Linked DNA regions of Homo sapiens: all the other regions are linked to region 1. A link is a loop called in an ENCODE intact Hi-C map of the cell type or tissue named here. Cell type or tissue: heart right ventricle. All regions are shown on one strand.

Region 1 (4,000 bases):
CACAATTACATATAATTAGGCCAGGCACAGTGGCTCAAGTCTGTAATCCCAGCACTTTTGGAGGCCAAGGCAGGCAGATCACCTGAGGTCAGGAGTTGGAGACCAGCCTGGACAACATGGCAAAACCCTGTTTCTACTAAAAATACAAAAGTTTAGCCAGGTGCGGTGGTGTGTGCCTGTAGTCCCAGCTACTCAGGAGGCTGAGAGAGGAGAATTGCTTGAGCGTGGGAGGCGGAGGTTGCAGTGAGCCAAGATCACGTTATTGCACTCCAGCCTGGGTGACAGAACGACACTCTGTCTCAAAAAAAAAAAAAAAAGAAAAAAGAAAAAGAATATAATTAGCTAGGCATTGTGGCACACGCCTGTAGTCCCAGCTACTCGGGAGGCTGACATGGGAGGATCTCTCTAAGCCCAGGCATTCGGTGTTGCAGTGAGCTATGATCCTACCACTGCACTCCAGCCTTGACAACAGAGTGAGACCCTGTCTCTGGAAAAACAAAAACAAAAACAATTACGTATAATTTATTTCATTGTATGGATGTTCCATAATTTATTTACCTAGCCCCTGCTGAAAGATATTTAAGTTCTTTCTAACTTTTCCCTATTAATTCTCCCTGTTTTACAGACAAAGAGCCTAATATTTGGCATGAAGGAGTGAGTTAGCTAGAGTGGCACACTTCCTAATGGTCAGTATTGTAGAGGTTGGTAAAATTAAATTAAATTTTTGTTTGAGACAGGGTCTCACTCTGTCATCCAGGCTGGAATGCAGTGGCGCTGTCACGGCTCACTGCAGTGTTGACTTCCAGAGCTTCAGTGATCCTCCCCACTGTTCAGCCTCCTAAATCATTGGGACCACAGGCACTCGCCGTCACTCCTGGCTAATTTTTGTATTTTTTGTAGAGACAGGGTTTTGCCATTTTGCCCAGGCTGGTCTCAAACTCCTGAGCTCAACCGATCCACTTGCCTCGGCTTCCCAAAGTGCTGGAATTACAGGTGTGAGCCAGTGTGTCTGGCCCAGAGTCTGTAACTGTTGTTTTCCTGCTGAGTGCCTAATTCCATCTGATAAGATGCTGGGTGCTATATAAATCAAGTGAAATGAACAGAGTCCCTGCCTTTAGGGGCATTGCACAGTATGTGATGCAAACTTCTGCTCTCGGGGCACTCATTAAAGCAGTGTGTACACTCAGAGTAAGAGGCTTAGTAGGGTGGCTAGATTTGGAGGGTGGTGTGTGGTACAAGTGATGTCAGTACTCCAGGACTGGGTGGTGCCTTTTGAATTCTTTGAGTTGTGGAAAATGTCTTGATCTGGAAACTGAATGGTGTTTCTGGTGTTTCTTTGGAAACATAGGTTTAGTGGTGTGAGTACAGGACGATCCAGAAAGATTGCTGGGGGAAAGGGAGGTTGTTGAGAACTCATTCACCAGGAATGTATTAACGTAAGTAAGCGGAAATAGGGCGGGACCATGACCATCTTCAGAAGCATCCAGCCAGGTCCCTGGAAGCTGGGATGCTGCGTTAGTCACTGTTTAGTGTTGCTTTCCTGAGTCGGTGCCATAGTCTTGCGTTTTTAAACCGAGATGGAGTCACAATCTGAGAAATTGGTGTGAAGGAGGCTCATGGGCAGCAGGAGGAGGAGGAGCTGGGAGGGCAACACATCTAGTCTAGGGCTAGCTGTTCCAACCTAACTCTGGCATTTGGGGCAGCTCTGCCACCTTGTGGAATGAGTGCTCAGTGATTTCTGTGGGGGCTGAGTGCAGAGATCTGCATTCCAGGGGCTAGCCTTGAAATGTTCACCAGGACTATATGTCGGTGTGGTTCCTTTCCTTCCACTTGAGTATTTGTGGCTTCAAAGTATTTTTCCTACGTATGTAGATGCATATTTTTTCCTGAATATATTTTTAGGAAGTTTTTATTTTGAAATAATTTAGACTTATACATCTATGTAGCATGGGTTAAAAGAATGACAAAAAATAATTTCAGATTTATAAAAAAGTTGCAAAAATAGCAAAAAGATTTCCCTTATACCTTTCCCTATGTTGGAAAATATAGATTCCCCAATTGCTAGCAATTTACCATGTTAGCTTTATTATTCTCTCCCAGATTTTATTTTATTTCATTTTTTGAGATGGATTCTCACTCTTTCGCCCAAGCTGGAGTGCAGTGATGAGATCTTGGCTCACTGCAACCTCCACCTCCTGGGTTCAAGCAATTCTCCTGTCTCTGCCTCCCGAGTAGCTGGAATTACAGGCACACGCCACCACGCCTGGCTAATTTTTTTTGTACTTTTAGTAGAGATGGAGTTTCACCATGTTGGTCAAGCTGGTCTCGAACTCCTGACCTCAAGTGATCTACCCACCTTGGCCTCCCAAAGTACTGGGATTACAGGCATGAGCCACCATGCCCAGCCCTCTCCCAGATTTTTTAATGTAGTTTTTGAATTGTTTGAAAATAAATTGCAGACCTTTAGCCCTGAATATTTCAGTGTGTATTTCCTGAAAACAAGGACATCCTCTTTCATTCCCACAATATAATCAAAATCAACACCTTTTAAAAACTTTGCCATTTGTTCTAATAATGTTCTTTGTGGAAAAAATGGGGGTAAATTTTTTTTATTTCTGGTCAAGATCCAATCCAGATACACACGTTGAATTCAGCTGTCATATTTCTTTTGTCTTCTTTAATCTGAAACAGACCTTCAGTCTTCTACTTTTTTTACTGGAGTGGGGGACAGGGGAATAAGCTTTTTTTTTTTTTTTTTTTTTTTTTTTTTTTTTACTTTTTAAAAATGAGATCTTCAGTTTTTGTCTTTTATGACCTTGACATTACATTTCTGAATATGATATCCCTCAATTTGGGTTTTTCTGATGTATCCTCATAATTTGATTTGGGTTATTCACTTTCCACAGAAATACCACGTAAGTGATGTTGTGACCTTTTCAGGTGCATTCTATCAGGAAGCACATGAAAACCTGTTTGTCCCATTTACTGGTGACATTAACTTTTATCACTTACCTAAGGTAGTATCTACCAGCTTTTTCTACTATAAAGCTGTTATTACCCCCTTTATAATGAATACATTTCTTGTGAGAGAAACATTGAGACTATGTAAATATCTTATTTCCTCATCAAACTTTCACCCATTATTTTAGCATCTACTGGTATTTCTTGCCTGAAACAATTTTTACTGTGATGGCTGCCAAATGGTGATATCTAACTTTCATCATTCTTTCAACATGTATTAGTTTATATTCTGCCTTAGGGGGGTTTAATCTCACTTCTTTCCTTCCTTTCCTTGTTTGTTTATCTGCATGGGCTCATGGATTCTTATGTCGTTCTATGGGTTATAATCTGTTTCTATCATTATTTATTTTAATGCCAAAAAATTATAATCTTGAGATTATGTCAGTAAATACTTTTTTTTTTTTTTTTTGAGACAGAGTCTCACTCTGTTGCCCAGGCTGGAGTGCACTGATGAGATCTCAGCTCACTGCAACCTCCGCCTCCTGGGTTCAAGTGATTCTCCTGCCTCAGCCTCCCAAATAGCTGGGATTACAGGTGCCCACCACCATGCCCAGCTTTTTTTTTGTAGCTTTAGTAGAGACTGGTCCAGGCTGGTCTTGAACTCTTGACCTCAAGTGATCCGCCTGCCTCACCCTCCCAAAGTGTTGGGATTACAGGTGTGAGCCACTGTGCCTGGCCTTCGCTAATCTTTGATTGCTTTTTGATGCTTCAAGCTGAAAAAATTATTCCTTCATAGACATGAAAAATATTTTATTCATTATATTATGTGAAATATATATCAAAAAGGTATCAAACTGCTGGGCCACATGGCGTGATTGCCGACAAGAATAGCAACTGTGTTGGGCCTTGGTCCTGAGGGAACACATGACAATGAGAAGTGGCTCTTTTCCCCTGGCTGGAGAAGTGACAAATAACAGGATCCAGGAGCAGATGTTAAGTGCTGATGATGAGGTAGAGCAGATAGTCATTTGTGGCAGGA
Region 2 (4,000 bases), 170 kb before region 1:
AAAATAACTGTCTCAACACTCTTACTACTACAATAGTTTTAAGTAAAGCTTTTTTAAGTGCCTCTGATATTTTCTAAATTCTAATATTATAAATATTTTTTCGATCAAACAATATACACCTTGTAGTATTCAATAAAACTGATATATTTGAAAATAAACTTATGTCAATGAATTTCGACTAAAAACTGGGGTGCAGGGTTTAAAACTGTCCTGACAACTCATTTTGATGCATGGTTAATTCTACCCTATGTCTCCACTTCCTTAAATAGAAGACTACAAACTAACAGGCTATAAGTACTTGATGAATTGAATTCTCAGTAAGTCCTTTTAAATGTAAAAATTTGGAAAATTTTCGAATTAGATGAAAAAACGATTTAAAATTAGAAAAGATTCAATTCCTACCTGCCACAGCACCAAATGCCAAAGAGCCACTCATCTGTAGAGCTTGCTGTGCTGCTGGCGGAATCTGCAAACCTGTACCTGTAAAAGAATAGTCTTAAAGTTCCTACTATGTTGAGAGCAGAGAAACGAAGTTTCCTGGGTCATTAATATCATGATCACTTCACTAAAATAAATTGCAAGGAGGGCCGAGTGTGGTGGTTGACGCCTGTAACTTAGCTAGCACTCTGGGAGGCCAAGGGAGGTGGTTCACTTAAATCCCAGAGATCGAGACCAACCTGGGCAACAATTGTGAAACTCTCTTTTTTTTTTGAGATGGAGTATCGCTCTTGTTGCACAGGCTCTTGTTGCACAGGCTGGAGTGCAATGGCGCAATCTCGGCTCACTGCAACCTCCCCCTCCCAAGTTCAAGTGATTCTCCTGCCTCAGCCTCCTGAGTAGCTGGGATTACAGGTATGCGCCACCATGACCGGCTAATTTTTTATTTTTAGCAGAGATAGGGTTTCTCCGTGCTGGTCAGGCTGGTCTCGAACTCCTGAACTTAGGTGATCCACCCGCCACAGCCTCCCAAACTGCTGGGATTACAGTTGTAAGCTACCGCACCCGGCAGAAACCCCATCTCTTAAAAACAACCAACCAACCAACCAACACAAAAAAAAAAAAAAAAAAAAAAAAAAAAAAACCACCACAGAAATTAGCCAGGCGTGGTGGTGGTTGTTTGCAACTGTTAGTCCCAGCTATTTAGAGATTAGGGTGGGAGGATGGCTTCAGCCAAAGAGGCAGAGGTTGCGGTGAGCCAGGATCGCACAACTGCACTCCAAATTGGGCAACAGAGCCAGACCCTGCATCAAAAAATAAGAAATTACAAAAAGAAAAACTTGTAACATTATAATAGCTGCAACTAAATTTATTCCTAAGTATGACATATAAACACTACATAAAGGAAAAGAAATCTTGCAACTTATACTGTGGCATTCAAAACACATAATATAGATTTCCATACATTAATACAAGGCACATCATCTATAAAATAATATGCAGTGTGACCAAGGATAACGCCAACTACAAAATAAGATAAAATCTTTTTCCCTTTCTTAGTTTACATGGCTACCTTTCTTTTCCACTACAATACCCACAGTAAATCATTCGTAATAGCAAGAAACACTTACCCTCTGCAAGTCTTGCCATTAACTGAAGACGACCAGTTGTTCCCAAATCAATTCCAGTCCTTTCCAGTTCATCACTGTCCAAAAATGAACTAGCACTCGAAGCATCAGTACGTTCAGTAACATGACCAACTTTCATTGGTCTTCCTGCTAGTTCAAATCCATTAAGTTGTTCCAAAGCCTTTTTGGCACATTCTGAGTCAGAAAACTACATGATAGGGGAGGCAAGGACAGGAGACAGTGCTTTAATTTTTAAAATACAAACTATACTTAAAAATATATTTATATTTTTAGCATATTCAATAATTACTTCTGAATACTAAGGTAGAAACTGCAAGCTGTAAGTAGCAAACACAACATACATGATGACGACGCTAGCTAACGCAAATTAGGCTTGTTGATGTGGTAGTTTAAATAAAAGATATTACAAGTAATGACAGCTTTATATTTGAGAACATGGGGATTGTGGTTAGAAAATGTGAAAACTGGCTGGGTGCAGTGGCTCACACCTGTAATCTCAACACTTGGAGAGGCCGAGGCAGGCAGACCACCTGAGGTAGAATTTAGTACTTTTCTAACAAAAATGTGCCCAGGGACAAAATAGTCAATATAATCCTCATATATAAAACATAAATACTTCATACACAAGCAAATAAATACATAACTTGATATAAATTACATATATATAAAATTTTGGTTTACACATATACCCACAATGGCTTATCTGGAGAAAAAGAAAAGGTGGAAAATATCCACACTAAAGTTACTAGAATAAAAAAATAAAATTGGTGAGCTATGTTTCATAAATTTTCTCCTTTCACCAGTTCATTGACGTACGTAACAGCCTAATGACCAGTAAGTTAAACAGATTTGCTATCAACATAGCAACAGGCTTACATTTTATTGAAATGTAGATATAAGCTAACAATTTTAATTTCCTGATAGAGATATACAGTGTACTTTTAAAAATACTATGTTTCCAGGACCTTAAAAGGTTACAGAGCTCACACATCTGAAAAAAGTTCCACCATGGATGAGTTTCATATACATGAGTGGCACCATCTCGGCTCATTGCAACCTCTGCCTCCTAGGTTTAGGCAATTCTTCCTCATCCTCCCTAGATGCTAGGATTATAGGCGCCCGCCACCACGCCCGGTTAATTTTTTATATTTTTAGTAGAGACAAGGTTGCACCATGTTGGCCAGGATGGTCTTGATCTCCTGACCTCAGGTGATCTACCGCTCTCAGCCTCCCAAAGTGCTGGCATCACAGGCGTGAGCCACCACACACAGCCCAAAAACACTTTTGACAAGACAATTCTGGTCTTGGTTGTGAGGTATGTACATTAAAAAAAGGATCTTTAGTAAAAAAGAATCGTTAACAGACCTTCATTTATTTAACTGTTAAGAATGTGTCAAAAGGTTATCAGAGATGAACGTATAAAACATTCAATTATATGAATAGCTGGCTGACCCCTATATGTATATATAGCACATAGTAAAGGAAAATAGGAACACAGTAATATAATTTGGATCCTTGTCCCCTCTAAACCTCAGGTTGAAATGTGATCCCCACTGTGGAAAGTGTGACTTGGCAAGAGGTATGACAAGGCAGATCCCTCATGAATGGCTTGGTGCACTCCCCCTGCTAATAGGCGAGGGTCCTTGCTCTGTTACTTCACAGGATGTCTTCCTCTCTCTTCCTCTCCCTCTCTCCAAGTGACACACCTGCTCCTCCAAGCAATAACAAGTAAAGGCTTTGCGAAGCACAAGTAACAGCTTCCTGAGGCCACCACAGACTCTGAGCAGCTGTTAGTGTCATGTTTGCATGGCCTGCAGAACCTAATAAACCTATTTTCTTAAATTATTTTATATTTATTTATTTATAGTTTTATTTTTTTTCAAGGCAGAGTCTTACTCTGTTGCCCAGGCTGGAGCACTGCAGCGCAATAGCACAATCTTGGCTCACTGCAATCTCCATATCCTGGGTTCAAGCAATTCTCCTGCCTCAGCCTCACAAGTAGGTGGGATTACAGTTGAGCACCACCATGCTTGGCTAATTTTTGTATTTTTACTAGAGACGGGGTTTCGCCATGTTGGCCAGGCTGGTCTCAAACTCCTAATCTCAGGTGATCCACCCGCCTCGGCCTCCCAAAGTGCTGGGATTACAGGCATAAGCCACCGCGCCCGGCCACAAAAACTAATTTAAAGCACTTGAAAATATTAAACATGCCACCTTCCCCACCATTATTAACTATTATTGTACTTCTACTATGCAACTTGGATCAAAAAATTTTAGGAGTACCTAAGTGTGATGATTTGGTTTTCACATTCATGTGTGAGCTGTGCCTGCCTTTTGTTACAAGGGCATATTACCCTTTGTTGTGAAAAAAACTTTTTTGATCGGACACAGAGGCTCAGTCCTGTAATCCCAGC
Region 3 (4,000 bases), 420 kb before region 1:
TATTGTAATAGTTTGTGTCTATTTCCCCTGCTAGACTAAGAACACCTTCAGCGATTCATTCAACAAATGTTTCTGAACCACTGTGCCAGGAACTAAGGATGCAGTGATAAACCAGGAGCTCTTGGTTTAGTGCAGAGTTCCAAAAGTCATGCCAGGAGACACTAGTCCTGTGAGCTTGTCTCATGGTCAGTTAAATTTGGGGAATGATGCTCATCATAGCGCCCTTCAGAGATGAGGGTCCCTTTTAGTATTTTAAAGGTTCTGAGGAGTCTTGTGTGTAGTAAAAGAACAGTCCTTTCCATTTGACTATGTGCTTTGGTCCCCAGTTCAAGAGGAGGTTGAAGTGGCATGGCAATGGTTAGAGACCCTGCTGGGCGTGAACACCCTCTGGCTACCTAGGGACCTGTGGGCCTACCACCTGGTGCCCTCATGGAGACAAGAAGCCCTGGGTTGAACAACATGAAGCCCCAGTCACTGCAGCTGGTACTGGAAGAGCAGGTGCTGGCACTACAGCAGCAGATGGCAGAGAATCAGGCAGCCTCCTGGCGGAAGCTGAAGAACTCCCAGGAGGCCCAGCAGAGACAAGCAACCCTTGTGAGGAAGCTGCAGGCCAAGGTGAGGCAGCTGCCCTTTTGGGGAGGGGAAAGAGAACAACCCCCAGAGCTAGGTGCTGAGGTGAGATAAGGGTTGCAGGAGGCAGAGTCTTGTGGTGGGAGTGGCCTACATCTAGCATGGTGAGATAAGACCCAGACCTTCTAGCTTTCATGTACAGCTTCTCTTTTGATGCTCACAACTGCTCCATGAGGTACGTATTATATCCTTTTAATTTAATTTTATTTTTGAGATAGGGTTTTGCTCTGTTGCCCAGGCTAGAGTGCAGTGGTATGATCACAGATCGCTGCAGCCTCAACCTCCTGGGCTCAGGCAGTCCTCCTGCCTCAGCCTCTGGAGTATCTGGGACCACAGGTGTACACCACCACTTTTGGCTAATATATCTCTTTAAAGATGAAATTCACAAGGGTTAAGTTAATTATCCAGGTTTCTTCAGCTAGTCTAGAGCCAAAGCCCATGATCTTGCCTCTGTGATATAAAAGGCATATAGAAAGTATTTATTTATTTATTTATTTATTTTTGAGACAGAGTCTCGCTCATATAGAAAGTATTATTTAAATGCCCAAATAAGGCCAGGCACGGTGGCCCATGCCTGTAATCCCAGAATTTTGGGAGGCCGAGGCAGGTGTATCACCTGAGGTCAGGAGTTTGAGACCAGCCTGGCCAACATGGCAAAACCCTGTCTCTACTAAAAATACAAAAATTAGCTGAGTGTGGTGGCGCATGCCTGTAATCCCAGCTACTCGGGAGGCTGAGTTAGAAGAATCACTTCAATCTGGGAAGCGGAGGTTGCAGTGAGCCAAGATTGTGCCACTGCACTCCAGCCTGGGACACAGAGCGAGACTCCATCTCAAAAAAGAAAAAAATGCCCAAATAGAAACTATAAGATGTTATGGCCTTACCTTACTGTCACCACCCATTTCCCCTGTTCATAGCAAGTTTGCCTAAGATCCTCAGGGGCCTTTGCTTTGGGCTGTTTGTGCCAGCTGTGTTCATTGCCCAGGGCCTGTTCTTTTTGCTGCAGGTGCTGCAGTACCGAAGCTGGTGCCAAGAGCTGGAGAAGCGGCTAGAAGCCACTGGAGTGAGTGAGGCTGAGCTCTCTGCACCCCCTGGGTCCTCAGTGAATATACTTGTTAGGTTTCATTTGTTGACTGAGGGAGGTTGGAGTGTACAAGTGAGGTGTTTGGTGGAAGGCTCTCTTTCTCAGCCTCTGAGAGGTTTATCACACTGATATCTTCATTGGACCTAGCTGGCCTGTCAGATTCCAACCCTTGGTTTTCAAAGGACGAAATGTAAATTAGATTGGAAGGAGTGTGGGATTAGCAGGAAGAAGTGCATGTTTCCTCCAGCAGGTGTCAGTGTTTCTTTTAGAAAGATGCAGGCCTTTGCGAGCCTACAGCATGTCTGCAGCAAAGGGATGTCTGTGCTATTAGAACTGGCTTTGAAAAACCCATTTATTTGCCTTTGTTCCAGCTGCCTCTCAGTACCTCCTCACATTTTCCTCAGAAAAGTTCTCTCAGAGGAAGGAAAGAACCAAAACTTATTGAGCACCCTCAATGCAGTCCAGGCAGCATGAGGCACTGTCATATACAGATGGTCCTCCCCAACTTAGGATGGTTGCAAGTTTTCAACTTTATGATGATGTGAAAGCTATATGCATTCAGTATGTTCCTTGGGTTATGATGGGGTTACAGCTGGATAAACCCATTGTTTGGGGTTGTTTTGCTTGCTTGTTTGGTTGGTTTTTGTTTGTTTGGTTGGTTGGTTGTTTTGAGACAGGGTCCTACTTACTCTGTCGCCCAGGCTGGAGTGGACTGGTGCAGTCATGAGTCACTGCAGCCTCAGCCTCCTGGGCTTAAGCGATCATCCCACCTCAGCCTCCCAAAAAGTAGCTGGGACTACAGATACATGCCTCAACATCTGGCTAATTTTCTTTATTTTCTGTAGACACAGGGTCTCTCTATGTTGCCCAGGCTGGTCTCAAATTCTTAGACTCAAGCAATCCTCCCACTGCTGGGATTACAAGTGTGAGCCACTGCATCTGGCCCGAACTCACTGTTAAGTTGAAAATATCATAAGTTGAAAATGTCAGCCAGGCGCAGTGGCTCATGCCTGTAATCCCAGCACTTTGGGAGGTCATGGTGGGTGGGTCACAAGGTCAGGGGTTCAAGACCAACCTGGCCAGCATGGTGAAACCCCATCTCTACTAAAAATACAAAAAATTAGCCGGGCATGATGGTGCGTGCCTGTAATCCCAGCTACTCGGGAGGCTGAGGCAGGAGAATCACTTGAACCCAGGAGGCAGAGGTTGCAGTGAGCCGAGATCATGCCACTGCACTCCAGCCTGGGCAACAGAACTAGACTGTCTCAAAAAGAAAAGAAAAAAAGAAAACGTCGTAAGTTGAAAACACACCTTTAACTTATGTTCAACTTATGATGGATTTATGGGATGAAATTCCAGCATAAGTCAAGGAGCATCTATAATTGTGTCTCTTAACCTGCACAGCAACTTTCTGAAGGGAACGATATACCGCTTTCATTTTGTAGCTGGAGACACTGTAGCTCCAAGAAGTTAAGTGACTTCACAGGCTGGGTGTGGTGGCTCATGCCTGTAACCCCAGCACTTTGGGAGGCTGAGGTGGGTGGATCACTTGAGGCCAGGAATTCAAGAACAGCCTGGCCAACATGGCGAAACCCCATCTCTACTAAAACTACAAAAATTATCCAGGTGTGGTGGCAGGTGCCTATAATCCCAACTACTTGGGAGGCTAAGGCAGGAGAATCACTTGAACCTGGGAGGCGGTGGTTGCAGTGAGCTGAGATTGTGCCATTGCACTCCAGCCTGGGCGACAGAGCGAGACTCTGTCTCCAAAAAAAAAAAAAAAAAAAATGAAAGAAGTTAAGTCACTTCCCAAGGTCAAACCGTTAGTGTAGTGGAAGTTAAGGCCATTAGTGAAAGATACATCACTTCTTAAGTTGAAGATTCTATTTACTACTGAAGGCCGTCTTTCAGGAGAGGTCATCAGTTTACTTTTGGAGTGAGGGATGCAGTGATTGAGAATAGAAGCATATTGCTAACAAAGGGGAGAAAGAATAAAAAGAAAGTGGACTGCCATGGAAGGGAGCCTTAGGGAACTGGTCTGAGTGATGTTCTCTTTGGAGGTAAGTAAGGCTTGTCTCTGTCTGGCGCAGGGACCAATCCCCCAGAGGTGGGAAAATGTGGAGGAGCCAAACCTGGATGAGCTGCTGGTCCGATTGGAGGAGGAGCAACAGAGGTGATGGACCCCAAACTTTCTGACCTGGGTGATTGGCCAGTTGGTGGAGAAGGCTGATGGGAAACTTCTGCCCTGAGGGCTAATGTGGACTTCAGCCATAGCCCTCTAATTCC
Region 4 (4,000 bases), 280 kb before region 1:
CGGTGGGGTCGATCATGGTGGCCTCGAAGAGCACACCGAAAAGCAGGAAATCTTCACAGGGCGCCAGGACATTCTGGGGGAGGCCATCAGGCTGGAGTCAGCACCTACTCTCCCAGGGAACAGCCTGGACTATGCTTGGCCGCATTGCCCACAGAAAGAAGTGCGACCAAGGCTTGGAAGTCACTGCAGGTTTCTTACTCCCTCTCCCTCCTCCCGGCCCCAGCATTGGCCCTGGGTATGGGTCCTCTCTCCCACAACATGTGTGCATATACCAGAGCCCATGTGGGCACACACCTCACTCTTCGCCCAGGCCCCCAAATTGAGACCCCTGTCGTGGTGTTTAATGCCTGAGAGTGGATTCCACCTTCCAGAGCTGAGGTGACCCCGCCCCCTTTGCTACCCCCCAGCCCCCACCTCTGGCAGCGGCAGCAGCTCCTCCACCTCCACCTCCATGGCACGGGGGATCTCAGGCCCCTCGGCACCGGGGCTGGCGTCCAAGTGCTGCGGAACCGCCTTTGGGGTCTGATCCCTTCTGGCTTTCTTTTTCTTCTTTCGGGTGAGCCGGGACAACGTGGACCCCTGCTGGGCCTGGGGAGGCTCAGGTTCAGCTCTCCCTTCCAACACCTGCATGGACACAGCCAGCAGAAGGCGGCCGCGGAACCAAATGCCTTGGCCAACGCCTTCGTTGAGACCTTGAAGACTATCCCGGAGCCCCGCGCCGGGGGGCGAGCCATAGAGGGGCACCCAGGCCGGGCCGAAGGTAGGGTTAAACCCCGCTGTGGGGAACAAGAGAAGCGTGTTGGAGGGGAGCGTGGGGAGGGCGAGTGCTGGTAAATCTCTGCACCTCACCCTGATCTCCTCCAAGTATTCGGGGGTGAGGGCAGGGGAGGGGGGCTAAGCCGCTCTGAAACGGAAGAAGTTGGCCAGCAGCTGCGGACGCGCCGCTGTGGAACACGACCTGGGGCGCCTCCAAAACAGCTCAGCGCCCCAAGGAGCTGGAAATCGCGGGAGCCCGGCCTCGGGGGACGCAGCCTGAGCCCTGGGGGCGGGGTCGGGATTGGGGCGGAGCTACGGGCGATCGGCCAGGCCTGGGGGTCGGGGAAAGGAGTGGACCGGCAGTGTCAGCGTGTGCACAGCTGTAGAAGGGTGGGACTGGGCTGGTTACTGGACAGGCGGTTGTGGTCAGAATTTTGCCAACGGAGCCAAACCGATGGTGGGGTTCACAGTCTGGGGGCGGCTTGAAGCAGTTTGTTTTGCGGGCGGACCAGCCCTCCTAGGCGGAGCGGGGTCGCGAGGATGGGGCTTGCGGTTGGGAATGGGCCCTATGGAGCCCTATGGACCGAGGCGAGTGAGGCCAGATTTGCCGCGGCCAGAAGCGCTCACCCGCGCGGCCCGGATGGGAGATCCGCCTCAGGTCCGGCACGTGCGTAGCGAGTGCCGCGTCGACCAGGGGCGCGTCGTCCCGCAGCTGCAGGCGGAGGCTGCGCGTCAGCGGCGGGAAGAGCTCCACGAAGCTCAGCTGCTCGTTCCATTCGGGCGCCGCCGCCTCGGCGCTCACCGACGTCTCGCCCTGAAGGTGGCGTTAAAGACAGGAGAAGGGAGATCAGCGCGGAGTCGGGGCCGGAGCCGCGGCGCCGTGGGCCCCGGAGGGACTTACCTCCTGCCCCAGGAAAGACACCCGCACATAGGGCTCCACCAGGACGCGCTGGTCGTGCAGGGCGCGGACCAGGCTGCCCAGCAGCCCCAGGCGCAGCGCGGGAAGCCCCTCGGCGCGGTACAGGCGCACGCGGAGCCGCGCCCATGGCCTCTCGGCGGGCACCCCGCGCGGCAGGAGCAGGTTCCTAGGGGAGGGGGCACCGAGCGGGGGGGGAGAAACTGGGATCTCGGCCCCTCCCCTTATCCGCGCCCCACGGCCACCCCCGGATCCATGTCCTCCTCCCCACCTCACCCCGGCTCACTTCTCGATGTCCGAACAGTGCCCTGGGGCCGGGGGTAGCATTGGAGGGGGCAGGTCCCCGCGCGCCCTCACGGACAAGGTGACCTTAATGAAACCCTTGGTCCCGGCGCGGGTGTCTCGGGGATCATGCAGCGGAACCCATCTTTGGTAGAACTGGCCATCTAAGGGCGAAGGGGCGAGCCAGGGGTAAGGGGCGACCGGCGGGACGCACAGGGTGGCCGTGAGGCTATCGGAGTGACGGACAATGGCCAGGGCTTCTCTGGCTCAGCAGGGAGGGGCGGAAGTGCCAAGAGTTCAGCCTCCGCCAGAGATGGCCCTCTCCGAAGTGAGTGTATAGGGGTCCATGCGGAGTCACTGCAGGGTCAATCTCTAGGGCCCTTGTCCGTGCAGAGTCTCAATAAGGGGACGATTCCATACCTGGCTGGTCCAAGATGATGCCCAGGTCCATCCTGAAGGTGCCTATCCGGGTGGCCATAAAGGGGAGGGTCTGCGAATGGAAAGCCTTGGGGGAAGGTGGTGTTAGTCCTGCAGCTTTCTCATCCCCCCTTCTCTGAAGGACACTGGTCACCCCTACCCCACTCACCGTGATCTCCAGCAGCAAGTCTTGGAGACGAAGCCGCGTGTCATGAAATTCGAACAAGAAGTACTGAATTGAAGTGGGGATGAGAGGTCAGATGTGAAGGGCTCCTGCCAGCTTACCCAGGTCTCTTGCTCAGAAGACCCTCCTTCCCCCACCCCCAACCCTCTCACTGCAAGCTTTTCCTGGATCAGCAACCCCCCAACCCCAACCCATAGGCCCAGCATCTGGCTCCATTTCCACCTAGGCCTCACCCGCTCCGGGAATAGTTCTCACATCAACCCCTCCCATTCTGTCAGGCTCGCCCTCTTCTGTGGTGGCACCCACCTCATTGTAGAAGGGGCAACTGGTCCCACGCTGTGTGGCGGTCACACGGCGCTGCCCCCCCACTTGCACGGCCACATAGGGGTTAATGTTGACTCCCACCAGTTTCTGGGCTTCCAGCACAGTGACTCCCACCTGAGAGGTACAGAAGGATGAGGAAAGGAAGCCAGACCTGCCTGGGTGGAGGGAAAGAACATGCGTGCCAGAAGAGGTAGTACTTCCAAGGGTTAGGCCCTGGAAAAAGAGTAGTACCTGGAAGTCTTGAGCTCTGGACACCTGGAAGGGATCCCCATGGGCCAGGGCCCTGGCGCGGCTGGAGAGAAGCTTAAGGTTAGCACTCACTTGGTCCCTCCCCTGCACACGCACACGCGCGCACACACACACACACACTTGCTTGGTGCTGGGAATGATGTTTTCTCTCCCTCTGAATTTTTGGATTCCAGGTCCTTCAGGTCATGTCTTGCTGCCTCCATCTCAACCCTGCACCCACAATTTGACTCATTCCTGGAGCCCGAAACCATTCATTCATGCAACAGAGGTTTATTGAGTACCTACTATGAGCTAACACTGTCCCAAGCACTGGGACGCTGTAGTGAAGAGACAAATCTTGCCCTCATCAAGCTTTCATCCCCTGCATGTGTGTGAGCCACTGTAACTATGTGTATGAACATGGCAGTGTCTATGCCTATGAGCAAGTGACTGGAGAATCCACCCTTCCCACACCCCCTGGGACTGTGTGTTTGTGAGGGCAGATGGGTGTGGGAGCAGGTGTGCCGTGGGTACAAGTTACCTCTTGAGGGGGCTGAACATAACACCAGAAAGTTCCACGTCAGGCTCATCATCCAGGTCCTGCTCCAGCTCAAGCTCCAGCTCATTCTCTTCATCGTCCTGCTGGCCTAGACTTCGAGCTAGCCTGCGGCCTAGAGCCACTGCCCGCCGCTCCAGCTGGGCCTCCCCAGGCCTGATAGGAAAGACCCTCAAGGGACATGCCTGGAACCCATCACCCATCTCCAGGCAATCCCTTGACTTCCTGGAGCCTTGGACTGACCCCTGACCCTTGAACTGATCCCACTGATCCTAGGACCAGTTATTGACCTTGTGGCTGACTTCACTGATCCCAGGACAGACTCTTAACCCTGGGA
Region 5 (4,000 bases), 56 kb before region 1:
GCCGGGCTCGAACTCTTGACCCCAGGTGATCTGCCCGCGTCGGCCTCCCAAAGTGCTGGGATTACAGGTGTGAGCCACTGCACCTGGCCTAGACATGCATTTAAAGTGAGACCCATCAGCATGTTGAGTGTTTTCTCTAGCCACATTTAGCTGTCTGGGTACAGGAATGGAGAATGTGGAGTCTGAAATAACCAGGGTTGGGTGGCAGTTGTGATGAGGAAGAGAGTCGCCAGTAATTTGAGGGCATATGCAAGGAAGTGAAATTAAAGAATGAGAAGATTTCCAGGAAGAGAGTGGCAGGGGGAGAAGGCAGAAGGAATAACATCAGCAAAAATATTCAGGGCTTGAAAGAACTTGGTGTGTTCTGAGAATCCAGGGAGGTAACAGGAGTGGTGGGAGATTGAACTGAAGAGTGAAAATTTAAGCAGGAGAGAGACATGTTTTGATCCTTCTTAGTAACAGAAAATTGGCAGTGTTCATTCTGTCATAAGATATTTGCTGAGTGGCTCTGTATCAGGCATTCTGCTGGGTACTGATAGAAGGGGTTTAGGGGTGATGTGTACATACTGACTGTTCAGTTGTTGCTGGTAAGAAATGATTGAGATAGAGAGGAAAGATAAATTTAAGACCTTTCTTATATCAGATGTTGATTAATGGAAGTGGTGAAGGGGTAGGGAAAGAGTTAAGGCATTCAAAATAGCAGTTTTTCTGCAGTTTAATAGTCAGCCTTTTGTTTTTTACTAAATATATCTTCCATCCCCATCTCCTCTCCAGCAAAGGCTGGTGATGGCTTAGAATGTTCCTTTTGTGCATAGAAGTATTTTGCTTCTGGTATGTGCCCTGAGCCAGGAATAGAGGCAAGCTCTGATTTTTTTTCGCTCTTGTCGCCCAGGCTGGAGTGCAATGGTACGATTTTGGCTCACCGCAACCTCTGCCTCCTGGGTTCAGGTGATTCTCCTGCCTCAGCCTCCCAAGTAGCTGGGATTACAGGCATGCGCCACCACGTCTGGGTAATTTTCTGATTCTTGAAGTAAAATGAGTGCTGTATGTTTGCAGACAAACTGTTTATATAGCAAAGAATCTGGAAGCAGTCTGAATGCTTAACCTCTGGGGGAAAGTTAAGTCAAATTCTGGGCTAGCCACGCAGTTAAGTAGACTATTACATGGCTAAGACAAAAGACACCCATGTGGATGTGGTGACTGCAGGAATGTTTACATGTGGAGTCCAGTTAAGAGCAGAAGGCTCATAGCCGGGTGCGGTGGCTCACGCCTGTAATCCCAGCACTTTGGGAGGCTGAGGTGGGTGGATCATGAGGTCAGGAGATCGAGACCATCCTGGCTAACACGGTGAAACCCTGTCACTATTAAAAATACAAAAAATTGGCTGGGCGTGGTGGCGGGTGCCTGTAGTCCAGCTACTCGGGAGGCTGAGGCAGGAGAATGGTGTGAACCCGGGAGGCGGAGCTTGCAGTGAGCCAAGATGACGCCACTGCGCTCCAGCCTGGGCAACAGAGCGAGACTCCATCTCAGAAAAAAAAAAAAAAAAAAGCAGAAGGCTCTTCACCGGGTTTAGAGTTAGATGTAGATATCGATCTTGATTGTGCCTCTTCCTAGTCATTCTCTTTGAGGCTCCATTTCCATGAATGTAAAAAGGGGGCAGTAATAATAATGACTCCTTAAGTCTTCATGGCATGATCAAGTGAGATACCTTAGATAAAGATAGTTTACAAACCCTAGAGTAAGCTGCACTCATTAGTTTTATTTATTTATTTATTTATTTATTTCTGAGACAGAGTTTCGCTCTTGTTGCCCAGGCTGGAGTGCAATGGCATGATCTCGGCCCACCACAACCTCCGCCTCCTGGGTTCAAGCAATTCTCCTGCCTCAGCCTCCCGAGTAGCTGGGATTACAGGCATGTGCCACCATGCCCAGGCTAATTTTGTATTTTTAGTAGAGACGGAGTTTCTCCATTTTAGTCAGGCTGGTCTCGAACTCCAGGCTTCAGGTGATCCGCCCGCCTTGGCTTCTCAAAGTGCTGGGATTATAGGTGTGAGCCACCGCGCCCAGCCTCATTAATTACTAATAGCCATGTGGGTGAACACTGATGAGTTGTAGTGGGAATTCGGAAGGAAATTGTCATCCTTTCTGTTTTTTTCTCCCCGGCCCCATGATGTTTCTTTAGTTAGTATTTCTGGTATATAGGGGGGAACAAAACAGATTCCTGCCAAGCACTGTCTGGCTGCTCTAGTTTAAGCACGTGCACGGTATGTAGTATTAGGCAGCTTAATTTTACACAGATGCAGCAAGACTCTGAGCGGCAAGCCTTCCTGGGGCTTAAGGTCATATAGGGCAGGCATGTCAACACTGTTTCCCTGAATTAGACCTGTACTGTTCTCTGCCTTCTGGCTGTGCACATGGAGTCATGCCAGCAGTGGCAGTGCTTTACTGTCTTACAGCCCTCTCTCTCCCTTGGTGGAGCCCTAGGACATGTTGGCTTATCTTGTAGCTTAGAGCAGTGTTTCTCAAACCTGAAAACATGAGGACTGGCACCTCTAACCTATAAACTATTGATAGACTCCATTTCTAGATACCAAAGCAGTCTAGCAAAATGCAACTTTGTTAGCTACTTAGTGCTGTGTAACACATTTTCTCAAAATTTAGTGTCCTAAAACAATAAACATTTATTATTCTCTAGGTGTCTATGGGCCAGGAATTCAGGAGCGGCGTAATGGGGGGTTGAGGGGGCTTCTGGCCCAGGATCTCATAAAGGCTGCATCCAAGGGGGCTCACTCACAGGGCTGGCAAGTTGGTGCTGGTTCCTGACAGGTGGCCTCAGTTCCTTGTCATGTGAACCTCTCCATAGACATCTAGAATGTTCTCACGATGTAGCACCTGACTTACCCTAGAACAGGGAATCTGAGAGAGTGCAGGGCAGAAGCAGCAGTGCTTTGTGTATATGCTTGTGGTAAAATACATACAACATAAAATTTAGTATTTTAATCATTTTTAGGTGTGCAGTACAGTTCTGTAGCGTTAAATACATTCACACTGTTCTGCAACCATTACCAGCCTACTTCTCCAAAATATTTTCTTTCTTTCTTTTTTCTTTTTTTCTTGGTGATAGATTCTCACTCTGTTGCCAGGCTGGAGTGCAGTGGTGCGATCTCAGCTCACTGCAGCTTCTGCCTCCCGGTGATTCTCATGCCTCAGCCTCCCGAGTAGCTGGGATTATAGGCTTGTGCCACCACGCCTGGCTAATTTTTGTATTTTTAGTAGAGATGATGTTTCACCATGTTGGCCATGGCTGGTCTGAAACTCCTCACCTTTGGTGATCCACCTGCCTCAGCCTCCCAAAGTGCTGGGATTACAGGCATGAGCCACTGAGCCTGACCTAAAATTTTTCATAGTGAGATAAAATCTCACTATGTTGTTTATGTTGGTCTCAAACTCCTGGCCTTAGCCGTGCGCCATGGCTCATGCCTATAATCCCAGCACTTTGGGAGGCTGAGGCAGGCATATTGCATGAGCCCAGGAGTTTGAGACCAGCCTAGGTAACGTGGAAACCCTGTCTCTCCTGGCCTCAAGCAATCTTCCTGCCTTGGCCTCTCAAAGTATTGGGATTATAGGTGTGAGCCACCACGCCCAGCCCAAGATTTTTTCTTTTTCTTTTTTTTTTTGAGATGGAGTTTCGCTCTGTCACCTAGGCTGGAGTGCAGTGGTGCGATCTCAGCTCACTGCAACGTCTGCCTCCTGGGTTCAAGCAGTTCTGCTGCCTCAGCCTCCCAAGTAGCTGGGGCTACAGGCGCATGCCGCCATGCCTGGCTAATTTTTTGTATTTTAGTAGAGACGGGGTTTCACCATGTTGCCCAGGCTGGTCTCAAACTCCCGAGTTCAGGCAGTCCACCTGCCTCGGCCTCCCAGAGTGCTGGGATTACAGGTGTGAGCCACCGTGCCCGGCCTGATTTTTTCATCTCTCCAAACTGAAACCCTGTATCTATTA
Region 6 (4,000 bases), 410 kb before region 1:
AACTCTTTGGAATTGGACTCTAGTATCTTCTCCCAGTTTGATTACCAGGATGCAGACAAGGCTCTTACTCTGGTGCGTTCAGTGCTGACTCGGAGACGCCAGGCTGTGCAGGTAGGAACCCTCAGCATTCCACCTCAGTCACAGGGGTTTGTGTCTAAACTGGTTTGTGCCTCAGGTACCTCCCTAGCCTGGACTATCCCTTTCACTTTTTTGACCAGTCATGAGGTGTTCTGTCAATATCCCAGAGTAAATCTGCCTATGTCTGCTGAATTGTGCTTGTGAGTAGCAGGCACATCCTCCACGCCAATGGCATGCTTCACTTTGTGTACAATCTTTGCATAACAGTATGCAAAGATTGGGAACCAGAGCCCTGGGAGATTATTGGGTCAACGTTCTCCAACTCTGAGAGTCTTAGGCACACTTACCACTCCCCCATGCCACTGTACATTTGGAGATGACGAACTCTAAGAATCTAGAGCCACAGAAGCCCAATGACCTCTGATGGCCTGTCTTCTTGAATAGTTGCATCTCCCTTCTCAGCTTTCTTTTGTTGCACCAGCCCCCGACCCCCTTCTCCAGCCCCACTTTCGGGGTTCTGACATCCCTCCTTTGCCCTTGTTCATCATCTGGTTTCTCTTGCTCTCTCTCCACAGGACCTAAGGCAGCAGCTTGCAGGCTGTCAAGAGGCTGTGAACTTGTTGCAACAGCAGCATGATCAGTGGGAGGAAGAGGGCAAAGCCTTGAGACAGCGGCTGCAGAAGCTCACTGGGGAGCGGGACACTCTGGCAGGGCAGACTGTGGACCTCCAGGGAGAGGTGGACTCTCTCAGCAAGTGAGCAGACGGGCTGTTCATCCCACCCTCCCAGCCTGGTCTCAGTCTCAGTCACCATCCAGCCATTTACCCACTCCCATCAGGTTTTTGGGGTGCTGATCCTGTTCTCCTTGAGACTCAGGGCTGTTTTGCCCAGTGTTTCACTTGTTTCTCCAGAACAAGCTTTTGGGGTTGGAGTCTTTGTGATGATAAAAAAGTTTCGCACTAGAAACAGAAGATGGGATGTTGAAACAGGGTCTCTTGGCCCTGTGATGCCTGCTTCCAGAAAGAATTTTAGGTCCTATGGTCTCTGCTCATCTCTGATTCCCTTCTTCCAGGGAGCGAGAGCTGCTGCAGAAGGCCAGGGAAGAGCTGCGGCAGCAGCTGGAGGTGCTAGAGCAGGAGGCATGGCGCCTGCGAAGGGTAAATGTGGAGCTTCAGCTGCAGGGGGACTCTGCCCAGGGCCAGAAGGAGGAACAGCAGGAGGAGCTGCACCTGGCTGTCCGGGAGAGGGAGCGTCTGTAAGTGAGACTAGTCTCCTCCTCGCTGGGCCCTGGTCTTTCTTCAATTCTACACCCTCCCCGTCTACTCCCCTCTGTTACAAAGTAGAGTATGTAGAAGTCTGGCATGCAGTGGGTTCAGATTAGCTTGCTGCTTCTTCCTTTGCAGAAAGATGAATATGGAAAGTTCGTGGTTGGTTAAGTCTTAGTTGAGCACCCATATGGGATGAGACACTGAGGGGGATACAGAAATGAATAAGACAAAAGCCCTGATTTCAGGGAACTTGCCAGAAGACAGACAACTCACTGTGACATGAGGCTGGATGAAGTATGAGTTAAATAGAGTTTCAGACCAAGTCCTTTGGGAGCACAGGAGTGACAGCTAATTATTGAAGACTAGGAAATGCTTTATGGAGGAGAGAGTAGACTTTGAGCTGGGCCTTTACCTATTTGGTTAGCAGAGAGTGGGAGAAGAGCTCAAGGAACAGATTAGCAAAGAAAAGGCGGCAGGAAGGTTCATGGCATGTTCAGAGTAGGCTGGGCTGGCTAAAGGGTAAGACTTATACAGGGAAGTAGTGGGAAATGTGCTAGCTGGTCAAGAAAGGGAAATCCAGAATCAATGGCCCCAGCTAATCTGTAAATTCCCCTATATGATGTCACAGAAAAAGCAAGGACTTTGAGCTAGGCAGAAGCTTAGTTTAAATTATGGCTCTGTCACATGGACAGATTATTTGTAGAATGATGATAATATTTACCTTGAAGGGTTGCTGGGAAGATGAGAGCAATGTTTTGGAAAACGCCAGCATAGAACCTGGCATATGGTAGGTCTTTAATAACTGGGAGCAGGGATATATCTTCATCTTTGCTGTATTTCCCTCCTCTCCTGTGCCCCAGTTCCTTGTACCTGGTAGGCATGAATAGTGGAAGCTTGAAGGGCTGCCATAAGGGTCATGACTTGTGCTAAGAATGATCTCCCTGTACCAAGGAGAAGGGCAGACAACCCCTAACAACAAAAAATTAGCTGTAGCTGAATGTGGTGGCATGTGCCTGTAGCCATGGCAAGGTGAGATGGGAGGATCACATGAGCCCCCAGGAGTTTGAGGCTTCAGTGAGCTAAGAAGATACACAGAGAAGTCTCACTCTCATTTGTGCTTTCTCCATCCCATTTCCCTTCCCCCTTTAGGCAACCATTTTAGCTGACTTCTTGTTTATCTTGCCAGTGCTCCTTCATGCAAATACGGGCATATATTCTTTCTTCCCCCACTTTCTTGCATAAAAGGTAGTGTATCATGTATATACTGTTCTGCACCTTGATTTTTTTCACTTGACATGTCTTAGAAATCTTTCCTTATCAGTGTTTATAGACCATCCTCATTCTGTTGCATAGCAAAGGTGATTATATTCCTGTTACCTTTGGGGTTATGGCCCATCCCTAAGAGTTCCTCTAGACCCCTCTCTTTCCCATCTTAGTCAGGAGATGCTGATGGGCCTGGAAGCCAAACAGTCAGAATCACTCAGTGAACTGATCACTCTTCGGGAAGCCCTGGAGTCAAGTCACCTGGAAGGGGAGTTACTGAGGCAAGAGCAAACGGAAGTGACCGCAGCGCTGGCTAGGGTGCGTGGCCTCCTCTCCTCACTTGCTGGGTGGGCGGCTTCGAAAGTGTGTTCCCATGCAGCCTGCCTCATTCTTCACCTTCAAGCCAGGATCCCTCATCTTTCCTCAATCATTAGTCTGCTTCTGGGTTCTCTATTCCAACATACCCTCTATATTGGAATTAGAATGGGCTTTCTAAAGTATATACCTGGTTATGTCAGTCTCTTAAAACCATTCAACGGCTTTCTAGCTCTGTGGTGCCACATTCAAAGCTTTTTGTCATGTGCCTCAAAGTGTGTTTTAGCCTCCCCTTCTACTGCAAAACCCATCCTAACACCTCATATCCTTTGCTCCTGCCACAGCAGTAATTGCCTTCTCAGTTATTCCATGTTCTTCATGACTCTAATACTCTGCGTGTACTTTTCCCTTTCTCTGCACTACTTCTTTCCTCTTCCTTTATGTGCAAACTGTTCCTCATCTCTCAGTACACAACTTAATCGTCAACTCCTCTACCAAGCATATTTGACTCTTCCAAACTATATTAATATTTTTTTTAGTTCCCAGAGCACTTTGTGCTTACATTTTCTGTGGCATCATTACAATCATAGTCATTTCTCTATCCTAACTTTGGTATCTCTATACTGTGAGGTCCTGTCTCACTCCTTAATGAATGAATGAAGGGAAAACTTGTTTAGAATGCAGGAGAGGGAATGGAGTATTAACTGATCTCTGTACCAAAAAGCAGCAGTGTTGGGAATGTGAACTGTTTACTGTTCCAGGAAAATTGGAAATATGAAACTCTTTAATCCTTTTTGTTTTTTAGGCAGAGCAGTCAATTGCAGAGCTGTCGAGTTCTGAAAACACCCTGAAGACAGAAGTAGCTGATCTTCGGGCTGCAGCTGTCAAGCTCAGTGCCTTAAATGAGGCTTTGGCGTTAGATAAAGTTGGGCTGAACCAGCAGCTTCTCCAGGTGAGCAAAGATTTTCCTGGTCCCCACAGAAGGGCTGGGCCCTAACTGAGAGCAAGACGGATCAGCTCCCAAATGTAGGTCTGAAATGAGCAAAAGGAACATTTACAATGCAGAGGAGAGCAAAG
Region 7 (4,000 bases), 370 kb before region 1:
AAGGGAAAGGAATAGGAAGAGGGCTGAGGAGCAGGCAGAAGATTCTAGGAGGACAGGTGGGAGCAAGGGAAGCCATCCTGGCCTCCCTGCCCTCAGAGGTGCCCTCGCAGCCAAGACTGTTGCCAGTGCCCCAGACAGAGGAGCCAGGCACCAGCACAAGCTCCAGGCCACACAGCTCAGCACAAGCTCCAGGCCACACAGCTCAGCTCAAGCCGCCACTCGCAGAGAAGTGACTTGAAGAGCCTTCCTGCCTCTTAGGCCTCAACTAAAAGTCCACTCTCCCTTTCAAGTTGCAGGAATCATAAGTGTTACCTTTTTATTTCTGAGCCTATTTCAGAAATCAGTAGTCACTACTGGCAGGGCCTGACTCTGTAGCTAGACCTAAGCTATTACTTTGAATTCTATTAAACTCAGAATGTTTTTCTATTTTATTAAAAAGTCAAAGCAGGTGCAGTAGCTCACACCTGAAATCCCAGCACTTTCGGAGGCCAAGGTGGGCGGATCGCTTGAGGTCAGGAGTTTGAAACCAGCCTGGCCAACATGACGAAACCCTGTCTGTACTAAAAATACAAAAATTAGCTGGACGTGGTGGTGCACACCTGTAATCGTAGCTACTCAGGAGGCTGACACACAGGAATCACTTGAACCCGATGGGGTGGAGGTTGCAGTAAGCCAAAATTGCATCACTGCACTCTAGCCTGGGCAACAGAGCAAGACTCTGTCTCAAAAAAAAAAGTCAGATAGTGGTTATACTTGAGTATATATTGTTATCAGCCTCATCAAAATGTACATTTAAAACTGGGCATTTTTCACATGTAAATTATCTTTCAGTGAAGTTGATGAATAGCTTTGTGGTTTTCAAGCGCGCTATTTGAGTCACATGTGCAGCCAGGATTGAGAATCACTGGATTCTAGAATTCCTAAGGGCCCTTCCTCTAAACTCTCTACAGCCTGTTTCTGAGATTCGTGTATGTGGTAGAGTTGATTCAGATGATCAGCCAACGAGCTTCAGAGAACACAGAGCAGGAAGAGCTGGGACAACTTCAGGGCCCTCAGCTGCTCTCGCTTTTTTTTTTTTTTCCTGCCCACCAGGTGGTCCTGCTGCAAGCTCAGCTGACTTTGGAGCGGAAGCAGAAGCAGGACTACATCACCCGCTCAGCACAGACCAGCCGTGAGCTAGCAGGCCTGCACCACAGCCTCTCACACTCACTTCTTGCCGTGGCCCAGGCCCCTGAGGCCACTGTCCTGGAGGCAGAGACCCGCAGGCTGGATGAGTCCCTGACTCAAAGTCTGACATCCCCAGGGCCAGTCCTGCTACACCCCAGCCCCAGCACTACCCAAGCCGCCTCCAGGTAGCAGCCACAGCCAGGAGCACACAGACAGAAGACTGTGTCATGGGTCATGGCCCCTCCGCACACCTACAGGTTTGCCAAAGGAAAAGCCTGGCTCTGTTAGGCACCCAGGAGCCCCAGGTCGGCGGGTGTTCCCAGGAAGAGGAAGTAAATCTGCAACCCTGGGGAGGACCCCAACTCACCTGGGAATGAGGCAAATTGCATTTGCTTGCTCCCTATGGAATCACCCAGAGGGGTGCCTTGCCCTGGCTGAGGGACATGTACTGCCTCTCATCTAGAATTTATTTTCCTAGCACTTCACCACCTCCTTCATCTTCTCCTTCAACAATAAACCCTGGGATCTTTGCATTCATTTTCTGCTGCTGTCTCCACTTGTGCAGCTGGGTGGCAGCACCACATCAAGGGAGTTTATCTGGGAAGAACTTGCCAAAGATTCCTGTTGAGGTAGCATGCATTTATTGTACACCATGCACTGTGATAGGGAAGGGTTACAGAGAACACACAAGACAAAGCCCCTGTCCACAGACAGCCTACAGTCCAGTTGATGAGAACAGGCTAACACTCATTTATGAGTCAGAGGCAATTCTGTGTACTGACTAGAAGAACTGTAGAAATTCCAGGGGCTGAGGAAGGGAGGCACGAACTGGCCCTTGAAAGATGGAGTGGGGTTGGAGGTGTTGCCAAGCACACAGTGAGAAGACTGGTCTGACTGTGGCAGGGGGTTGGGGCTGAGCTTGGGTGGGTTGAGCGGGGAGATTTTGGAGGGTTAAAAGAAGTTCTGGGGCCTCAAAAACACAGCGTTGACCTTTAGCTAAAGTCAGAGTCTCTGAGTTCAGAAGCTCCACATGGCCTCATTCCTCTTCTACTCTGGGTGAATGTCCTTGAGATGTCGCTTCCTGGGCATATCAGCTGGAACTGATCTGGTCGCCTGTAGTCCAACCATGTGTCAAGCCAATCAGAAGGATGGACTATGGCGGAACTTCTCACCCATGGACTGGTCCTAGTGGAGGCTGGACAGAACCCAGCTCACAGGCTTAAGACCTATTGCTGGCAACCTCCTCAAAGCCTAAAAATTGTTTAATTTTTTTAAGAGACAGGGTTTTGTCCTGTCTTCCAAGCTGGAGTGCAGTGGCACAATCACATCTTACTGCAGCCTGAAACTCCTGGGCTCAAGTGATCCTCCCACCTCAACCTCTCAAAGTGCTGGGATTACCGGTGTGAGCCACCATGCCCAACCAGAACAGTTTTCCTTAAAGAAGCAGGCCATTACCTTCCTCTGGCACTCCCACCATAATCTGGAATTCCTCTTTACTAAGCCTGGGGATGGAACTGAGACCTAGCCAAGAATCTGGGAGGGGTAAGAGCAGCACCCACTCACCCAGACCTCCTAATTTGGGGCTCAGCCCCATTATGTCTCATTGCACCACACAGAGTGGAAATGGGGCTGTTCACAGCGACTAGAGCTTTGTTCCAGAAACCTACACATGCAGCTCAGCAACAGATGCTTAGTGAAAACTTCTGAAACCCCAGAAACAGATCTGGGGCCCCAGAAATGCTGTCCTGGTCCCTATTTCCAGTCAGATTCCCTGTAGCTTAAAATCCTTACCTGGCTTTTAGGCCATTTATTTCTTTTTCCTTTTTTTTTTTTTGAGACAGAGTTTTGCTCTTGTTGCCCAGGCTGGAGTGCAGTGACGTAATCTCGGCTCACCAGTGGCAACATCCACCTCCTGGGTTCAAGCAATTCTCCTGCCTCGGCCTCCTGTGTATCTGGGATTATAGACACGTGCCACCATGCCCGGCTAATTTTGTATTTTTAGTAGAGACAGGGTTTCTCCATGTTGATCAGGCTGGTCTCGAACTCCCGACCTCAGGTGATCCACCCACCTCGGCCTCCCAAAATGTTGGGATTACGGGCATGAGCCACCGCGCCCGGCCCTTTAGGCCATTTTTATGCTAGGAGTTGTCAGAGACAAGACTTCTCTTGGTTGTTCACTTGTTACATCCTCCAGCCCTGGTTCTCAGGCTCGGGCTGACAGAGGGTCCCTGTTTTTTACCTTAGAGTTTCTTCTCAGCATCATTTTCTGTAGGTCATGAGCCAGGGCCTTAGGCCCCACATACCTTCTGGGCCTCAGAGAGGTTCCAGCAGCTGAAAGACATCTTAGAGGCTGCCAAGCAGGGTCTTTATTCAGGACTAGACTAATCTGTATTTGCTCTTCTCTTTCCATCCAACCCTCAAGAGCCCCCCAGCTCCATTATAGACCTCGGCCTAGGGTCTCCCCTCCCCACCAGATATTCAGAGCAGGGCTGGCCTTCAGTTCAAGTGTAGACTGTGCTCTTGCCCTCACACTCGAGCTTGTGGATGATCTTCCACTCCGGCTTTCTAAAGTACACTTTCCTTGCCCAGTAGCAGGATTGCCTCTGTGGAGTGTCCCACCAATAATGGTGACAACTGCTGTTTTCATCAGCTCCAGACCCAAAGAGACCTGAAGTGGGGAAGTGTGAAGGAAGGAATATGTGTCATCCAGGGGGGACCCAACTTTGCCTAAGGGCATGAGGCCGGAGCCTCCTTTCCTGACCTTGTCACATGTGGCAGGGTATAACCAGAATGGTGAATCCAGCAGACGGGAGGAGTCCCTGGCAGTCCAGCC

The links. Hi-C counts contacts between places; a loop is a spot of excess contacts. Peaks named below come from ENCODE experiments on the same cell type or tissue, not always from the same donor. Only the 100,000 strongest peaks of a DNase experiment are listed, where the experiment ranks them.
Region 2: a loop joins it to region 1, with 2.5 times the contacts of the local background. A loop is called at or near these places in 26 of 110 quality-filtered maps.
Region 3: it touches region 1 in a loop (6-fold over the local background); 38 of 110 quality-filtered maps call a loop at or near these places.
Region 4: a loop joins it to region 1, with 2.3 times the contacts of the local background. A loop is called at or near these places in 28 of 110 quality-filtered maps.
Region 5: a loop joins it to region 1, with 2.5 times the contacts of the local background. A loop is called at or near these places in 7 of 110 quality-filtered maps.
Region 6: a loop joins it to region 1, with 2.8 times the contacts of the local background. A loop is called at or near these places in 38 of 110 quality-filtered maps.
Region 7: a loop joins it to region 1, with 3.0 times the contacts of the local background. A loop is called at or near these places in 14 of 110 quality-filtered maps.

What each region holds. Positions count from the first base shown.
Region 1 is chr20:35,882,727-35,886,726 of GRCh38, forward strand. The region is part of intron 9 of PHF20 (PHD finger protein 20); the gene reads left to right. Among named protein-coding and RNA genes, the nearest start is that of SCAND1, 70 kb to the right of the region's middle. In heart right ventricle, CTCF peaks have their summits at 1,715 (motif pointing left) and 1,914; a DNase peak (open chromatin) is centred at 1,675; H3K27ac peaks cover 1,926 bases.
Region 2 is chr20:35,712,617-35,716,616 of GRCh38, forward strand. RBM39 (RNA binding motif protein 39) reads right to left here. Exons shown (of 17, transcript NM_184234.3): 11 at 1,569-1,773; 12 at 403-480. LOC124904980 (small nucleolar RNA U13) reads left to right here and starts at 3,855; the gene lies at 3,855-3,954. In heart right ventricle, no CTCF peak of the experiment used is centred here; no DNase peak of the experiment used is centred here.
Region 3 is chr20:35,461,939-35,465,938 of GRCh38, forward strand. CEP250 (centrosomal protein 250) reads left to right here. Exons shown (of 35, transcript NM_007186.6): 4 at 327-615; 5 at 1,637-1,693; 6 at 3,805-3,887. The coding sequence starts at 430. Among named protein-coding and RNA genes, the nearest start is that of CEP250, 8.3 kb to the left of the region's middle. RefSeq lists a silencer at 1,880-2,059. In heart right ventricle, CTCF peaks have their summits at 1,957 (motif pointing right) and 2,159; a DNase peak (open chromatin) is centred at 1,961.
Region 4 is chr20:35,600,149-35,604,148 of GRCh38, forward strand. It overlaps LOC124904891 (a long non-coding RNA gene), which reads left to right and starts at 1,529. Exons shown (of 2, transcript XR_007067570.1): 1 at 1,529-3,188; 2 at 3,302-4,000. It also overlaps the pseudogene FER1L4. RefSeq lists a silencer at 1,537-1,866. In heart right ventricle, a CTCF peak has its summit at 1,568 (motif pointing right); a DNase peak (open chromatin) is centred at 1,563; H3K4me3 peaks cover 1,638 bases; H3K27me3 peaks cover 1,764 bases.
Region 5 is chr20:35,826,255-35,830,254 of GRCh38, forward strand. The region is part of intron 2 of PHF20 (PHD finger protein 20); the gene reads left to right. Among named protein-coding and RNA genes, the nearest start is that of PHF20, 56 kb to the left of the region's middle. In heart right ventricle, no CTCF peak of the experiment used is centred here; a DNase peak (open chromatin) is centred at 2,397; H3K27ac peaks cover 2,883 bases.
Region 6 is chr20:35,472,721-35,476,720 of GRCh38, forward strand. CEP250 (centrosomal protein 250) reads left to right here. Exons shown (of 35, transcript NM_007186.6): 12 at 1-111; 13 at 654-832; 14 at 1,150-1,332; 15 at 2,782-2,926; 16 at 3,729-3,875. CEP250-AS1 (CEP250 antisense RNA 1) reads right to left here. Exons shown (of 3, transcript NR_184017.1): 3 at 1-3,955. Among named protein-coding and RNA genes, the nearest start is that of CEP250-AS1, 16 kb to the right of the region's middle. In heart right ventricle, no CTCF peak of the experiment used is centred here; no DNase peak of the experiment used is centred here.
Region 7 is chr20:35,510,271-35,514,270 of GRCh38, forward strand. CEP250 (centrosomal protein 250) reads left to right here. Exons shown (of 35, transcript NM_007186.6): 35 at 1,093-4,000. The coding sequence ends at 1,356. Among named protein-coding and RNA genes, the nearest start is that of C20orf173, 17 kb to the right of the region's middle. In heart right ventricle, a CTCF peak has its summit at 1,729; no DNase peak of the experiment used is centred here.